Regions from separate parts of the Mus musculus genome. Here region 2 is linked to region 1. Evidence: chromatin loops called from intact Hi-C (ENCODE). Cell type or tissue: left cerebral cortex. All regions are shown on one strand.

Evidence for each region. Peaks named below come from ENCODE experiments on the same cell type or tissue, not always from the same donor. Only the 100,000 strongest peaks of a DNase experiment are listed, where the experiment ranks them.
Region 2: it touches region 1 in a loop (5-fold over the local background); 2 of 42 quality-filtered maps call a loop at or near these places.

Annotation. Positions count from the first base shown.
Region 1 is chr19:12,140,073-12,148,072 of GRCm38, forward strand. No RefSeq gene overlaps it. Among named protein-coding and RNA genes, the nearest start is that of Olfr76, 23 kb to the left of the region's middle. In left cerebral cortex, no CTCF peak of the experiment used is centred here; DNase peaks (open chromatin) are centred at 3,475 and 5,597; H3K27ac peaks cover 2,282 bases.
Region 2 is chr19:12,368,204-12,376,203 of GRCm38, forward strand. No RefSeq gene overlaps it. Among named protein-coding and RNA genes, the nearest start is that of Olfr1440, 22 kb to the right of the region's middle. In left cerebral cortex, no CTCF peak of the experiment used is centred here; DNase peaks (open chromatin) are centred at 4,482, 4,990, 5,274 and 6,632; H3K27ac peaks cover 1,255 bases.

The DNA.
Region 1 (8,000 bases):
TAAAGGTGGAGTTCCTGCGTGCCTGGGTCCTGCTGATCCAGAAATTATCTTTTAAACTACTCAGATCTTTATCCAATACCAAGAATCTTTCCTAGTGAGTTGGTTTCACTATCTCCATTTAACAATCTCTTTCAGGAGGCTGGTTTACTTCCATTCCTAAAAATAACTCTTGATCAAGAGCTTCTTTGCTTTTCAAGTTCTCATTTTGATCACAGTGATTTTTAGTTACTAAAATTTCTTCCCCAAATTAAGCCTATTAGAATCTCAGTAATCATATTCCTGCATATAGAAGATACATCCTCATAATTTGCTTATTTATTTAGTTTTTGCATAGTTTAGTTGACTTGTCCTTCTCTCTAGACTTTTAGAATTTAAAATTCTTATATATATATACATATATATATATATACATATATGTATGTATATATATATATATATATATATATATATATATATATAAGCAATATGTAACTTGACCATGTACATTTCTTAGTCCCACGGAACTTCTCATCATATCTCCTTTCTAACTTCATGTTGTCCTTTCAATTTATTTATTTATTTATTTATTTATTTATTTATTCCTACACAGTCCAATCAATGCTTCCCATAGACATGTGGATATGGAGTCATCTCATTAATTGTTTTACTTTTCAGACTGATGCTGCTAACTTGATTTCCATAAAGTAGAGCAAAACTTTTCTCCTGTCAGCTATATTCCTAAAGAAAATATTTTGAAAGAAAGAAAGGGCAAGGAAGAGAACTATGTTTCAAAATAGGAGCCTGAGGGATCTCTGGTGGGTCTTAGCTGAGCTCCAGAGGACTAGACTGACATGCCCAAAGGGAACCATGCAGGCAGGGACAGTACTGGGAGTAGCACCCAGACATAAAGAGAAAACAAATTGTTTTCATCACAGTGAAAGTGGGTCCCAATAACCGTGAAGTAGAAATAGATCTCTGTGATGTCTTCTGCATGTCAGAAGTCAACAGAAAACTGGGAAGGGCTCTAGCTGATGGAGATCACTTTAAACAGGAATGCTTCATGTACCTCATCTGCCTGAGTAGCCCCACTTCCTTTTTTTTTTTTTTCCTTAGTTCTTTTCCTGGGACAGGGTCTCACCATGTAGCTCTGCCTGGCCTGGAATTTGTTCTGTAGAACAGGTTTACCTAAAACTCACAGAGATCTGCCTGCCTTTGCCTCCCAATTTCTGGGATTAAAGGCAATCCATTCTTATCTCCTGTATAAAGCTCAAGTCCAGGTGGATCAAGGACCTCTACAAAAAACCAGAGACACTGAAACCAATAGAAAAGAAAGTGGGGAAAAGCCTTGAGAACATGGGCAAAGGGGAAATTTTCCGGAAAAGAAACCAAAAGCTTATGCTTTAAGATCAAGAATTGACAAATGGGATCTCATAAAATTGCAAAGCTTCTGTAAGGCAAAGGACACTGTCAATAGGACAAAACGGAAACCAACAGATTGGGAAAAGATCTTTACCAACCCTACCTCTGATAGAGGGCTAATATCCAATTTTACAAAGAACTCAAGAAGCTAGACTTCAGAAAAACACATAACCCTATTAAAAATGGGGTACAGAGCTAAACAAAGAATTCCCAACTGAGGAATATGGAATGGCTGAGAAGCACCTAAAGAAATGGTCAACATCCTTAGTCATCAGAGAAATGTAAATTAAAACAACCCTGGGATTCTACCTCACACCAGTCAGAATGGCTGAGATAAAAAACTCAGGTGACAGCAGATGCTGGCGAGGGTGTGGAGAAAGAGGAACACTCCTCCATTGCTGATGGGATTGCAAGCTGGTACAACCACTCTGGAAATCAGTTTGGCAGTTCCTCAGAAAAGTGGACATAGTACTATCTGAGAACCCAGCAATACCACTCCTGAGCATACACACAGAAGATGCTTCAACATGTAAGAAGGACACATGCTCCACTATGTTTATAGCAGCCTTATTTATAATAGCCAGAAGCTGGAATGAACCCAAATATCCCTCAACAGAGGAATGGATACAGAAATGTGTAAATGTGGTACATTTACACAATGGAGCTATTAAAAACAATGAATTTATGAAATTCTTAGGCAAATGGATGGAACTAGAAAATATCATCCTGAGTCTAGAGACTGCCCCACCTGCAGATCCATCCCATATACAGTCACCAAACCCAGACACTATTGTGGATGCCAAGAAGTGCTTGCTGACAGGAGCCTGATATAGCTGTGTCCAAGGGGCTCTGCCAGTGCCTGAAAAATACAGAGGTGGATGCTCTCAGCCCACCATTGGACTGAGCACAGGGTCCCCAATAGAGGAGCTAGAGAAAGGATCCAAGGAGCTGAAGGGGTTTGCAGCCCCGTAGGAGGAACAACAATATGAATCAACCAGTACCCCCATAGCTCTCAGGGAGTAAACTACTAATCAAAGAGTACACATGGAGGTACCCATGGCTCCAGCCACATATGTAGCAGAGAATGGCCTTGTTGGTCATCAATGGGAGGAGAGGCCCTTGGTCCTGTGAAGGCTCAATGCCCCAGTGTAGTGGAATGCCAGGACTGGGAAGCAGGAGTAGGTGGGTTAGTGAGCAGGGAGAGGGTGGAAGGGATGGGGATTTTTGGAGGGGAAACCAGGAAAGGGGATAACATTTGAATTGTAAGTAAAGAAAATATCTAATAAAAAAGAAATATAAATAAACTAAATAAATAAAAGATAGAAATAAAAAAAAGGGCATGCACCAACACACCAGGGTTTCCACCTCCTTTTTCCAAATAATCTATATATTTTTCTGTTTTTCTTTACATTCACTCCAGTTTGATGAGCACATATCCTTTGATTTGCCAACTTTCAAGATGGAAATTAACCTTAAGTTCTCCTAATGCCAAAAGCCACTGAAATAACACAGCCACAAATTACTTAACCCTTTCAGTAAAGCATACCACATGCTTTGGGGCTCCGTGGAATTGCTGTCATGCTCTCCCAACAACCTGTAGCTGCCTTCTGGCGAACCAAATTTGTAAAGATAAAATTTTAATCAAAATCTCTATTGTGTGGTCAGGCACATATTTTATCGGCAATGCAGGCCTTCTTTTTGTATTGAGAATACAGAAAGTACTTTTGTGCTTGCTCAATTATCAAAGAAGCTCAATAAATATTCCTTGTAGTGAAAAACTGGAGTGAATCAAAACTAGAGCTGGTTTACAACAATCATAGGTTAGGCTTCCCTGGACTACTGTGTTTATTAATGGGCAAATAAGCAGACACACATTAGAATGTTTGGGAGACCATAGGAAGCATTTTAGAGCTGTTCAAAATAGGACAAGCCACAACTCTTTCTTCTAAAGAGGGCCTGAGAGTGGAGGCTGAAATTCACTTCAGAAAAACCACTTTAGCACAGGGTGTGTTCTCATTTTTTCAGCCTCCCCAAATCTTTCCCAGATGGACTGGAACTAATTAAGTTCAGAATAGATGCTTGCATGAGCTTTGATGCCTGTGTTAGCTGCCAGCAAAGAACAAAACTGCAGAAATTTGCAATTGCACCAGGGCTACAATTCTCCATCTGTTGAGGGAAACACACAGACAGACAAATTACAAATGAAGCTATTTGGGGAGAAAGGAATCAAAGCTAAGTAGACGATGTGTGTCAGGGCCTGGTGGGACCAGCTAGAGGGCTAAGGAAGGTCAATGTCCTGGGACATGAGACTCCAGTTCCTCCCTAAAACTATTCCTTTTTGTCTGTCCTCAAATACCCACCCTTTTTGATATCAATGCATTATTTATAGGTTGGTGAATCGGCAGATTCCCTTGGGTTTGGTCAAAGAAACTTTTTTTTTTTTTCACTACAGTATCCTTAATATGCATTTTTATCTACCTACTTACGCCAGTTTCATGGATATATAGAATTTGGTAGGCACCTGGTTGCTGTTCCCATGATTTAACCATTACCCCTAATGCTTTGTAGTATACATGATCACACACATTGATCAAATGTGGCCAATCTATGGCTTATGAGACACAAGGGGCTGAGGACAGTTGTTAATTTGGTCCAACACAAAATCATATACTCACTCAAAATACTCTGAGATCCGTTTGCTACTGGTATTGTAATTTGAATGCTTGGTTCTTCAGTGGGAACCTTGTAGATGACCACGTTAAGCTGCATTGTCAAAGGCTGGACACACCTGAAGGGCACACTGCAGTGCATGGGCTCTCATGAGACCTGTAATCTATGCTCCAAGATTGATAGTTTTCCATCTTTAGTCTTTTTTTTTTCCATTTTTTATTAGGTATTTCGCTCATTTACATTTGCAATGCTATACCAAAAGTCCCCCATAGCCACCCACCCCCTCTCCCCTACCCACCCACTCCCCTTTTATGGCCCTGGCGTTCCCCTGTACTGGGGCATATAAAGTTTGCGTGTCCAATGGGCCTCTCTTTCCAGTGATGGCCGACTAGGCCATCTCTTGATGCATATGCAGCTAGAGTCAAGAGCTCCGGGGTACTGGTTAGTTCATAATGTTGTTCCACCTATAGGGTTGCAGATCCCTTTAGCTTCTTTGGTACTTTCTCTAGCTCCTTCATTGGGGGCCATGTGATCCATCCAATAGCCGACTGTGAGCATCCACTTCTATGTTTGCTAGGCCCAGGCATACTCTGACAAGAGACAGCTATATCAGGGTCCTTTCAGCATAATCTTGCTAGTGTATGCAATGGTGTCAGCATTTGGAAGCTGATTATGGGATGGATCCCCGGATATGCTAGTGTCTACATGGTCCATCCTTTTATCTCAGCTCCAAACTTTGTCTCTGTAACTCCTTCCAAGGGTGTTTTGTTCCCACTTCTAAGGAGGGGCATAGTGTTCACACTTCAGTCTTCATTTTTCTTGAGTTTCATGTGTTTAGGAAATTGTATCTTATATCTTGGGTATCTTAGGTTTTGGGCTAATATCCACTTATCAGTGAGTACATATTGTGTGAGTTCCTTTGTGAATGTGTTACCTCACTCAGGATGATGCCCTCCAGGTCCGCTGATGTATAGCTCAGCACAAAATGGGACTTGCTGACGAGAGAGAGAGAGAGAGAGAGAGAGAGAGAGAGAGAGAGAGAGAGAGAGAGAGAGAGAACGGACTACTGCACATGCGCATTTTCACTCAGTACACACACACACACACACACACACATTTTTAATTGCAGAAAATTGGAGAAATGTAGTGCTCACTTTTTTTCTGTGATCACTCCACATAAAGGAGTGCTTTACGAACCTGTGTTCATAGAACATATAAAACTGAACAAGAGAAACCATCCTGAATAGCTGATGCTTTCTATACCCCCGCGCATTATATATGCACAACTTTCCTTGACTCCTAGTGTCTCATCTTTGTAAACATAAGCCAACTGTTTATATCGGAACTTCATCTCTTTAATTCTTCTTCTAACACGGGCAAGACCCATGTTCTCAGTACAGTTCCCTGGCCCCTCTTCCCACAAGCACAGGAATAGCCACAGTCACTCCGATCATGGCTTGGAACTTTTACAAACTGGCTGTGGAAGCATCTCTCTTCAGAGCTGCCAGGCCAGATGGCTAGCTGGCATTGTCTAAATGGAAGACAGGCAGACCACAGACTTTTATGGACCACATTCTAGAAGTAAAAAAGCAGCCAAGTCCTGAAATAAAGCTATGATGTTAGACTTTGCTTCAGTGTCTGCACACACAGGAAAACCAGCATGCATAAAGTGTGGTTTGGTATTCTATGACAGAGCAGTGTTTGTTCTAATAAATTCTTTGTCTTACAAATGGGCCATCTGAATGTTTTTTTATCTCATGAAATTGTTAAGAAGAAAACTTGATCCACATGATCCCAGAAAAAGGAAAGCTATATAACGATTCTCAATTCATTTCTGTGGGCTGAGGAAGTGTCTTGCAGGGGACTTCTGACCCTCAACCTGCAGTCCAATCACCGATGAGACTCTACATGGGCTGAGCTACTGTTGGAGGTGTGTTATGAGCCTAACCTAGAAGACATGACTTGAGTTAACAAGAACAGTTAGTTAGAAACTGAGCTACAGAAGCAAAAAACAAGGTTTAGAGACTTTCCTAGAACCATGGACGTCGATGGAATTGCTTTTTGTTTACATGTTGCTAGGTGGTATTGTCTATGTGCTGAGTTTTATGGTCTGAATGGCATTTCCATGATGGAGCCAGTGTGCTAAATCTGGGGCCATGTTACTCTGGCTCAGGGTGTGAGCGGGTTACTCTGTGTGTTTCATTCTCACCATTGGGAATGTCCAGTCTTGCACTGCAATTCCCAGAACTGTGGCTAAGTAACCTGTCTTTGTAAGTAAATTGCCTCAGAAATCTCACTGGAGCAATGGATAGCTGACTAATATAGCCTATTTACTTAAAAGCACCTTTGACCAGATCCTATTTTTCTTTTTTTTTTTTTCCATTTTTTATTAGGTATTTAGCTCATTTACATTTCCAATGCTATACCAAAAGTCCCCCATAGCCACCCACCCCCACTCCCCTACCCACCCACTCCCCTTTTTTGGCCCTGGCGTTCCCCTGTACTGGGGCATATAAAGTTTGCGTGTCCAATGGGCCTCTCTTTCCAGTGATGGCCACCTAGGCCATCTTTTGATACATATGCAGCTAGAGTCAAGAGCTCCGGGGTACTGGTTAGTTCATAATGTTGTTCCACCTATAGGGTTGCAGATCCCTTTAGCTTCTTGGGTACTTTCTCTAGCTCCTTCATTGGGGGCCATGTGATCCATCCAATAGCCGACTGTGAGCATCCACTTCTATGTTTGCTAGGCCCAGGCATACTCTGACAAGAGACAGCTAAATCAGGGTCCTTTCAGCTTAATCTTGCTAGTGTATGCAATGGTGTCAGCATTTGGAAGCTGATTATGGGATGGATCCCCGGATATGGCAGTCTCTACATGGTCCATCTTTTTATCTCAGCTCCAAACTTTGTCTCTGTACCTCCTTCCAAGGGTGTTTTGTTCCTGCTTCTAAGGAGGGGCATAGTGTCCACACTTCAGTCTTCATTTTTTTTGAGTTTCATGTGTTTAGGAAATTGTATCTTATATCTTGGATATCCTAGGTTTTGGGCTAATATCCACTTATCAGTGAGTACATATTGTGTGAGTTCCTTTGTGAATGTGTTACCTCACTCAGGATGATGCCCTCCAGGTCCATCCATTTGGCTAGGAATTTCATAAATTCATTCTTTTTAATAGCTGAGTAGTACTCCATTGTGTAGATGTACCACATTTTCTGTATCCATTCCTCTGTTGAGGGGCATCTGGGTTCTTTCCAGCTTCTGGCTATTATAAATAAGGCTGCTATGAACATAGTGGAGCATGTGTCCTTCTTACCAGTTGGGGCATCTTCTGGATATATGCCCAGGAGAGGTATTACTGGATCCTCCGGTAGTACTATATCCAGTTTTCTGAGGAACCGCCAGACTGATTTCCAGAGTGGTTGTACAAGCCTGCAATCCCACCAACAATGGAGGAGTGTTCCTCTTTCTCCACATCCACGCCAGCATCTGCTGTCACCTGAATTTTTGATCTTAGCCATTCTGACTGGTGTGAGGTGGAATCTCAGGGTTGTTTTGATTTGCATTTCCCTGATGATTAAGGATGTTGAACATTTTTTTCAGGTGCTTCTCTGCCATTCGGTATTCCTCAGGTGAGAATTCTTTGTTCAGTTCTGAGCCCCATTTTTTAATGGGGTTATTTGATTTTCTGAAGTCCACCTTCTTGAGTTCTTTATATATGTTGGATATTAGTCCCCTATCTGATTTAGGATAGGTAAAGATCCTTTCCCAATCTGTTGGTGGTCTTTTTGTCTTATTGACGGTGTCTTTTGCCTTGCAGAAACTTTGGAGTTTCATTAGGTCCCATTTGTCAATTCTCGATCTTACAGCACAAGCCATTGCTGTTCTGTTCAGGAATTTTTCCCCTGTGCCCATGTCTTCAAGGCTTTTCCCCA
Region 2 (8,000 bases), 230 kb after region 1:
AGCTGTTTATCAGGTTTAGGAGTTCTCTGGTAGAATTTTTAGGGTCACTTATATATACTATCATATCATCTGCAAAAAGTGATATTTTGACTTCCTCTTTTCCAATTTGTATCCCCTTGATCTCCTTTTGTTGTCGAATTGCTCTGGCTAATACTTCAAGTACTATGTTGAAAAGGTAGGGAGAAAGTGGGCAGCCTTGTCTAGTCCCTGATTTTAGTGGGATTGCTTCCAGCTTCTCTCCATTTACTTTGATGTTGGCTACTGGTTTGCTGTAGATTGCTTTTATCATGTTTAGGTATGGGCCTTGAATTCCTGATCTTTCCAAAACTTTTATCATGAATGGGTGTTGGATCTTGTCAAATGCTTTTTCTGCATCTAACGAGATGATCATGTGGTTTTTGTCTTTGAGTTTGTTTATATAATGGATTACATTGATGGATTTTCGTATATTAAACCATCCCTGCATCCCTGGAATAAAACCTACTTGGTCAGGATGGATGATTGCTTTAATGTGTTCTTGGATTCGGTTAGCGAGAATTTTATTGAGGATTTTTGCATCGATATTCATAAGAGAAATTGGTCTGAAGTTCTCTATCTTTGTTGGATCTTTCTGTGGTTTAGGTATCAGAGTAATAGTGGCTTCATAAAATGAGTTGGGTAGAGTACCTTCTACTTCTATTTTGTGAAATAGTTTGTGCAGAATTGGAATTAGATCTTCTTTGAAGGTCTGATAGAACTCTGCACTAAACCCATCTGGTCCTGGGCTTTTTTTGGTTGGGAGACTATTAATAACTGCTTCTATTTCTTTAGGTGATATGGGACTGTTTAGATGGTCAACTTGATCCTGATTCAACTTTGGTACCTGGTATCTGTCCAGAAATTTGTCCATTTCGTCCAGGTTTTCCAGTTTTGTTGAGTATAGCCTTTTGTAGAAGGATCTGATGGTGTTTTGGATTTCTTCAGGATCTGTTGTTATGTCTCCCTTTTCATTTCTGATTTTGTTAATTAGGATTTTGTCCCTGTGCCCTTTAGTGAGTCTAGCTAAGGGTTTATCTATCTTGTTGATTTTCTCAAAGAACCAACTCCTCGTTTGGTTAATTCTTTGAATAGTTCTTCTTGTTTCCACTTGGTTGATTTCACCCCTGAGTTTGATTATTTCCTGCCGTCTACTCCTCTTGGGTGAATTTGCTTCCTTTTTTTCTAGGGCTTTTAGATGTGTTGTCAAGCTGCTAGTATGTGCTGTCTCCCGTTTCTTCTTGGAGGCACTCAGCGCTATGAGTTTCCCTCTTAGAAATGCTTTCATTGTGTCCCATAGGTTTGGGTACGTTGTGGCTTCATTTTCATTAAACTCTAAAAAGTCTTTAATTTCTTTCTTTATTCCTTCCTTGACCAAGGTATCATTGAGAAGAGTGTTATTCAGTTTCCACGTGAATGTTGGCTTTCCATTATTTATGTTGTTATTGAAGATCAGTCTTAGGCCATGGTGGTCTGATAGGATACCTGGGACAATTTCAATATTTTTGTATCTATTGAGGCCTGTTTTGTGACCAATTATATGGTCAATTTTGGAGAAGGTCCCGTGAGGTGCTGAGAAGAAGGTATATCCTTTTGTTTTAGGATAAAATGTTCTGTAGATATCTGTCAGGTCCATTTGTTTCATAACTTCTGTTAGTTTCACTGTGTCCCTGTTTAGTTTCTGTTTCCACGATCTGTCCTTTGAAGAAAGTGGTGTGTTGAAGTCTCCCACTATTATTGTGTGAGGTGCAATGTATGCTTTGAGCTTTACTAAAGTGTCTCTAATGAATGTGGCTGCCCTTGCATTTGGTGCGTAGATATTCAGAATTGAGAGTTCCTCTTGGAGGATTTTACCTTTGATGAGTATGAAGTGTCCCTCCTTGTCTTTTTTGATAACTTTGGGTTGGAAGTCGATTTTATCCGATATTAAAATGGCTACTCCAGCTTGTTTCTTCAGTCCATTTGCTTGGAAAATTGTTTTCCAGCCTTTCACTCTGAGGTAGTGTCTGTCTTTTTCCCTGAGATGGGTTTCCTGTAAGCAGCAGAATGTTGGGTCCTGTTTGTGTAGCCAGTCTGTTAGTCTATGTCTTTTTATTGGGGAATTGAGTCCATTGATATTAAGAGATATTAAGGAAAAGTAATTGTTGCTCCCTTTTATTTTTGTTGTTAAAGTTGGCATTCTGTTCTTGTGGCTGTCTTCTTTTTGGTTTGTTGAATGATTACTTTCTTGGTTGTTCTAGGGCGTGATTTCCGTCCTTGTATTGCTTCTTTTCTGTTATTATCCTTTGAAGGGCTGGATTCGTGGAAAGATATTGTGTGAACTTGGTTTTGTCGTGGAATACTTTGGTTTCTCCATCTATGGTAATTGAGAGTTTGGCCGGGTATAGTAGCCTGGGCTGGCATTTGTGTTCTCTTAGTGTCTGTATAATATCTGTCCAGGCTCTTCTGGCTTTCATAGTCTCTGGTGAAAAGTCTGGTGTAATTCTGATAGGCCTTCCTTTATATGTTACTTGACCTTTCTCCCTTACTGCTTTTAATATTCTATCTTTATTTAGTGCATTTGTTGTTCTGATTATTATGTGTCGGGAGGAATTTCTTTTCTGGTCCAGTCTATTTGGAGTTCTGTATGCTTCTTGTATGATCATGGGCATCTCTTTTTTTATGTTTGGGAAGTTTTCTTCTATTATTTTGTTGAAGATATTAGCTGGCCCTTTAAGTTGAAAATCTTCATTCTCATCAATTCCTATTATCCGTAGGTTTGGTCTTCTCATTGTGTCCTGGATTACCTGGATGTTTTGAGTTAGGATCCTTTTGCATTTTGTATTTTCTTTGACTGTTGTGTCAATGTTCTCTATGGAATCTTCTGCACCTGAGATTCTCTCTTCCATTTCTTGTATTCTGTTGCTGATGCTCGCATCTATGGTTCCAGATCTCTTTCCTAGGGTTTCTATCTCCAGCGTTGCCTCGCTTTGGGTTTTCTTTATTGTGTCTACTTCCCCTTTTAGTTCTAGTATGGTTTTGTTCATTTCCATCACCTGTTTGGCTGTGTTTTCCTGCTTTTCTTTAAGAGCCTGTAACTCTTTAGCAGTGCTCTCCTGTAAATCTTTAAGTGACTTATGAAAGTCCTTCTTGATGTCCTCTATCATCATCATGAGAAATGTTTTTAAATCTGGGTCTAGATTTTCGGTTGTGTTGGGGTGCCCAGGACTAGGTGGGGTGGGAGTGCTGCATTCTGATGATGGTGAGTGGTCTTGATTTCTGTTAGTAGGATTCTTACGTTTGCCTTTCGCCATCCGGTAATCTCTGAAGCTAGCTGTTTTAGTTGTCACTGTTAAGAGCTTGTTCTTCAGGTGACTCTGTTAGCCTCTATGAGCAGACCTGGAGGGTAGCACTCTCCTTAGTTTCAGTGGGCAGAGTATTCTCTGCAGGCAAGCTCTCTTCTTGCAAGGCAGGTACCCAGATATCTGGTGTTCGAACCAGACTCCTGGCAGAAGTTGTGTTCCACTCACTAGAGGTCTTAGGATCACGTGTGGAATCCTGTGTGGGCCCTTGCGGGTGTCAGGCGACTCAGCTGGCAAGGTAGCCCGGGGCTCGAGTGGAGTGGAAGGGGTTTGTGCCCCAGATCAAGCCCGGGTAGCCTGCTTCCCTATGTACCGCAGTCTCAAGTTCCGCGCGATTGGATTGGGGCAGGCACTGTGATCCACTCACCAGAGGTCTTAGGGTCCCGTGGGGAGTCCCGTGTGGACCCTTGCGGGTGTTGGGCAAGACTCTGCTGGCAAGGTAGCCCGGGGCTCGAGTCTCGAGTCGAGCGGAAGGGACTTGTGCCCCAGATCAGGCCCGGGTAGCCTGCTTCCCTATGTACCGCAGTCTCAAGTTCTGCGCGATTGGATTGGGGCAGGCACTGTGGTCCACTCACCAGAGGTCTTAGGGTCCCGTGGGGAGTCCCGTGTGGACCCTTGCGGGTGTTGGGCAAGACTCCCCAAAAGATTATTTTATGTGAAACTTTTTTCTCTGATTTGAACACGAGTACACACATTTTTACAAAGTCTTTCCCAGTGATTTTAATTAGATGTTTAGTTTTCCGAATCAGCCAATTTTCTGTCCCTACTTCAGTTTCTGTAAAATTCCTGGAATCACAGGTGCCCATCTCCCTCATCAGCTGCTAATCTCCAGAAGGCATCTGTATATAGTTTATATAATCTATGAGACACTCAGAGACCAGCTGAAAAAAATCCCTTTTTATCCTTAATTTTCTGTCTCAGTGTGATGGAAATAAAATGTTAGAGTACTTACAGAAAACAGAGTATTAGAATATATCACACTGTTTTACCAATTTAGAATATAAAATCAACATTCTGTACTGAGTTGGGAGTCCAGCCATGAAGGGTTCTAGCAACCATCAACCCATCTTCCTTTAACACAGCAAAGAAAATGTGACTTCTTATAATATGAGATCGTTTCCTTCAAATCTCAGAATCATTCCATTTCTAGGCCAGATACAAAGTACTGGAAGAAGCCTGGAGTCAAAGAAAACATTGGGTGATAGAATTATGGGACTGGAGAGATGTCTCATCTGTTAAGAGTATTGATCGCTCTAGCAGAAGACCCAAGTTTGATTCCCAGTCTCCAACAGCCACCAGTAACTACAGCTTCAGAGGATTCCAACCTTGCTTTTCTGACCACACAGGCTCCTGCATGTGCGTGTACATACCTCCTCTCCCCAACACATACACATAAATGAAGATAAATCTTAAAAATAAAGAACTATCAGCTGCAGGCAAATCCCATTGATACAGCATATAAAGTACATTTATTTCTTTGAAAATCACACAGTTTGTTAAATTCATACACAAAAACTTGTGTGCTATACACTGTATCCTATAGATGATTTGAAGATGAGACCAAAGTGGATTTTCTTGCTTTATAAAACATATTCTTAAAATCGGTGACTGGGAGGCTGAGGTGGATGGAAAGGCTTGAAGAATTGCTATGGAGATTCGTTACCATGTAATATAAAGTTAAGAATAGCTAAACAGATGGTGGCAATGGTATATTGAATTTTAAGAAACGATAATTCCTTGATTTGAAGGAAGAATGCAAAAAAACTTGCCTTTTTAACTATTCAGTTGGTTAAAATGAATTCCAATCAAAATTTCAAATAGACTTTGTGTATTACTTTACATGTCATTGTGACAGAATTTAGAAAAAGCTTAAGCAAGGAAAACTTTAGTTTTGGCTCATGATTTTAAGGAAAGTAGTCATCACAATGGGAAAGGCACAGCAATGGGGCAGTTGGAACAGCTCGTGGTTAGAGTAGCAAGAGTATAGTGCAGTCCAAGAGGCGGAGAGAGACATATCCCAAGAGAGACAGGCTATAAACCTCAAAGCTTGCCCTCCAGTGACAAACTTTCTCTAGCTAGGTCCCAATCTAAAGGTTCCACAATGTCCCCAGAGAACTCTATCATCTAGATACAGGATGTTTAAACACATGAACCTATAAAGATGGAAACCATAGTAAAAAAAATCTCAAAAAATAGAAATTATTGTGATTTGTAAGTGAAGAAAAATATAGTGATCATAAAATCACTGGATTGAGGAAAGTAAGTTAAAACTGTGATGACTTTAAATATCCTTAGTGGACAACCTAAACAAAGTTGTATGACAAAGAAGTCTGAAGAGAATAATGCAAGAATTCATTGATGAAGTGTTACTGTGTGTGCATGCATGTGTGTACATACGTATATGTATGTATTGGTGAGTGCACATGTGTGCATGCCTGTGTGTGTGTGCATGCCTATGTGTGTGTTGCTGGTAACTGAACCAGGACATTGCATATACTAAACAGATGATCCCCTCATGAGCCATACTCTCAATTCTAGATTAACATTTGATGGAAATTCCATCTGTTTACTTAGGAAATAACCAGATAATTACAAAATTCCTATAAAAATTATGAAAGAGAAAATTAAAAGGCCTAAAGTCAAAGTAATCAAGAAAGTTCAAGTCACACGAACTAAAACTGGCACATTTTTACTTCAGGATTAACAATAACTTAAAGCAGTTTAAATATTGTGTAGGTCTAACTGTTCTGGAAGACACATAAACTTATTTTTTAATACAAAATAATCTTAACATCAGAAAACCCTTTTTTTTCATTTTTTGATGTCAAAAACATGAAATTTATGATTAAGTAGTTTTACTAAGTTCACAGTCAATGTTTTCAGATAATTGTTTTTTTCTACATCCAAGTGACTGCAGTATTTGAGAAATTTTTAGGTCAGGAAAAGCCAGAAAAATGGAAATAGAAATATCTCCTTCCCCACTATGGAGAACATTTGCCTGTATTCTGAGATAATAATGTCTCTTTCTGGAAGGGAAGATGGGCAGGCTGCCAATAGCACTCTATCAGATCTGAGCATATCTTCCAGGCCTTCAATTCTAGGCAGTGACACAGATCCAAACTGTGTGTACATGACCCTCCTGTGACCACCACCAGATTGGCTTCATGGAACCTGAGAAACTGAACCCACTAATCTCTTCAGCACCATTTTAGCTCACTGCATTCTTATTAATCAAATCTGTTGGTTTCCAACAAGCCAATGTGGCAGCTCCCACGACACAGATGCTTAGAACCTGCCTAAATGTTTGGCACCAGACACACGTTAACTTGTTAGAAAGAGTGGCATGTATAAATTCTCCACATGGCCATGACAGTGAATACTAATGATATACCAGATCTGCCTGTTGGAAATAAATATACAATGTGTCTGGAGCCTTTATGAGCAGCCAGGTATTCTGTGGGTGTGCTTATTCAGTCCCTCCAATCCCCAGAGACATACATTATTATTAGGCACTCATTTTTACAGTAAAATAAGAGGTAAAAGGGCAAGGATAACTATGCCAATGTTTTCTAATCATGATTGGTACAGACAAAGATCCAACCTGGACATTTTACATCTATTTACCAAAAACTTGCACATTCCAAGTTTGTTCACATGAGCTTTCTGTGTTCATCTTCTGTGTGGTAACAGGATAGTACTTAGCAATGAATGTGTTTTTTTTTATTAGATATTTTCTTTATATACATTTCAAATACTATCCTGAAAGTTCCCTATACCCTCCCCCCGCCCTGCTCCCCTACCCACCCACTTCTGCTTTTTGGCCCTGGCCTTTCCCTGTACTGGGGCATAGAAAGTTTGCAATACCAAGGGCCTCTCTTCCCAGTGATGGCTGACTAGGCCATCTTCTGCTACATATGCAGCTAGAGATATGAGCTCCAGGGGTACTGGTTAGTTCATATTGTTATTCCACCCATAGGGTTGCAGACCCCTTCAGCTCCTTGGGTGCTTTCTCTAGCTTCTCCATTGAGGCCCCTGTGTTCCATCTTATAGTTGACTGTGAGCATCCACTTCTGTATTTGCCAGGCACTGGCATAGCCTCATACGAGACAGCTATAACAGGGTCCCTTCAGCAAAATCTTTCTGGCATTGTGCAATAGTGTCTGGGTTTGGTGGCTGATTATGGGATGGATCCCCGGGTGGGGTAGTCTCTGGATAGTCCATCCTTTCATCTTAGCTCCAAACTTTGTCTCTGTAATTTCTTACATGGGTATTTTGTTCCATATTCTAAGGAGGAATGATGTATCCACCCATTGGTCTTCCCTCTTCTTGATTTTCTTGTGCTTTTCAGATTGTATCTTGGGTGTTCTATGTTTCTGAGCTAATATCCACTTATCAGTGAGTGCATATCTAATGACTTCTTTTATGATTGGGTTACCTCTCTATGGATGATATCCTCCAGCTACCTCCATTTGTCCAAGAATTTCATAAATCCATTGTTTTTAATTGATGAGTAGTACTCCATTGTGTAAATGTACTACGTTTTCTGTATCCATTCTTCTGCTGAGGAACATCTGGGTTCTTTCCAGCTTCTGGCTATTATAAATAAGGCTGCTATGAACATAGTGGAGCAGGTGTTCTTATTAC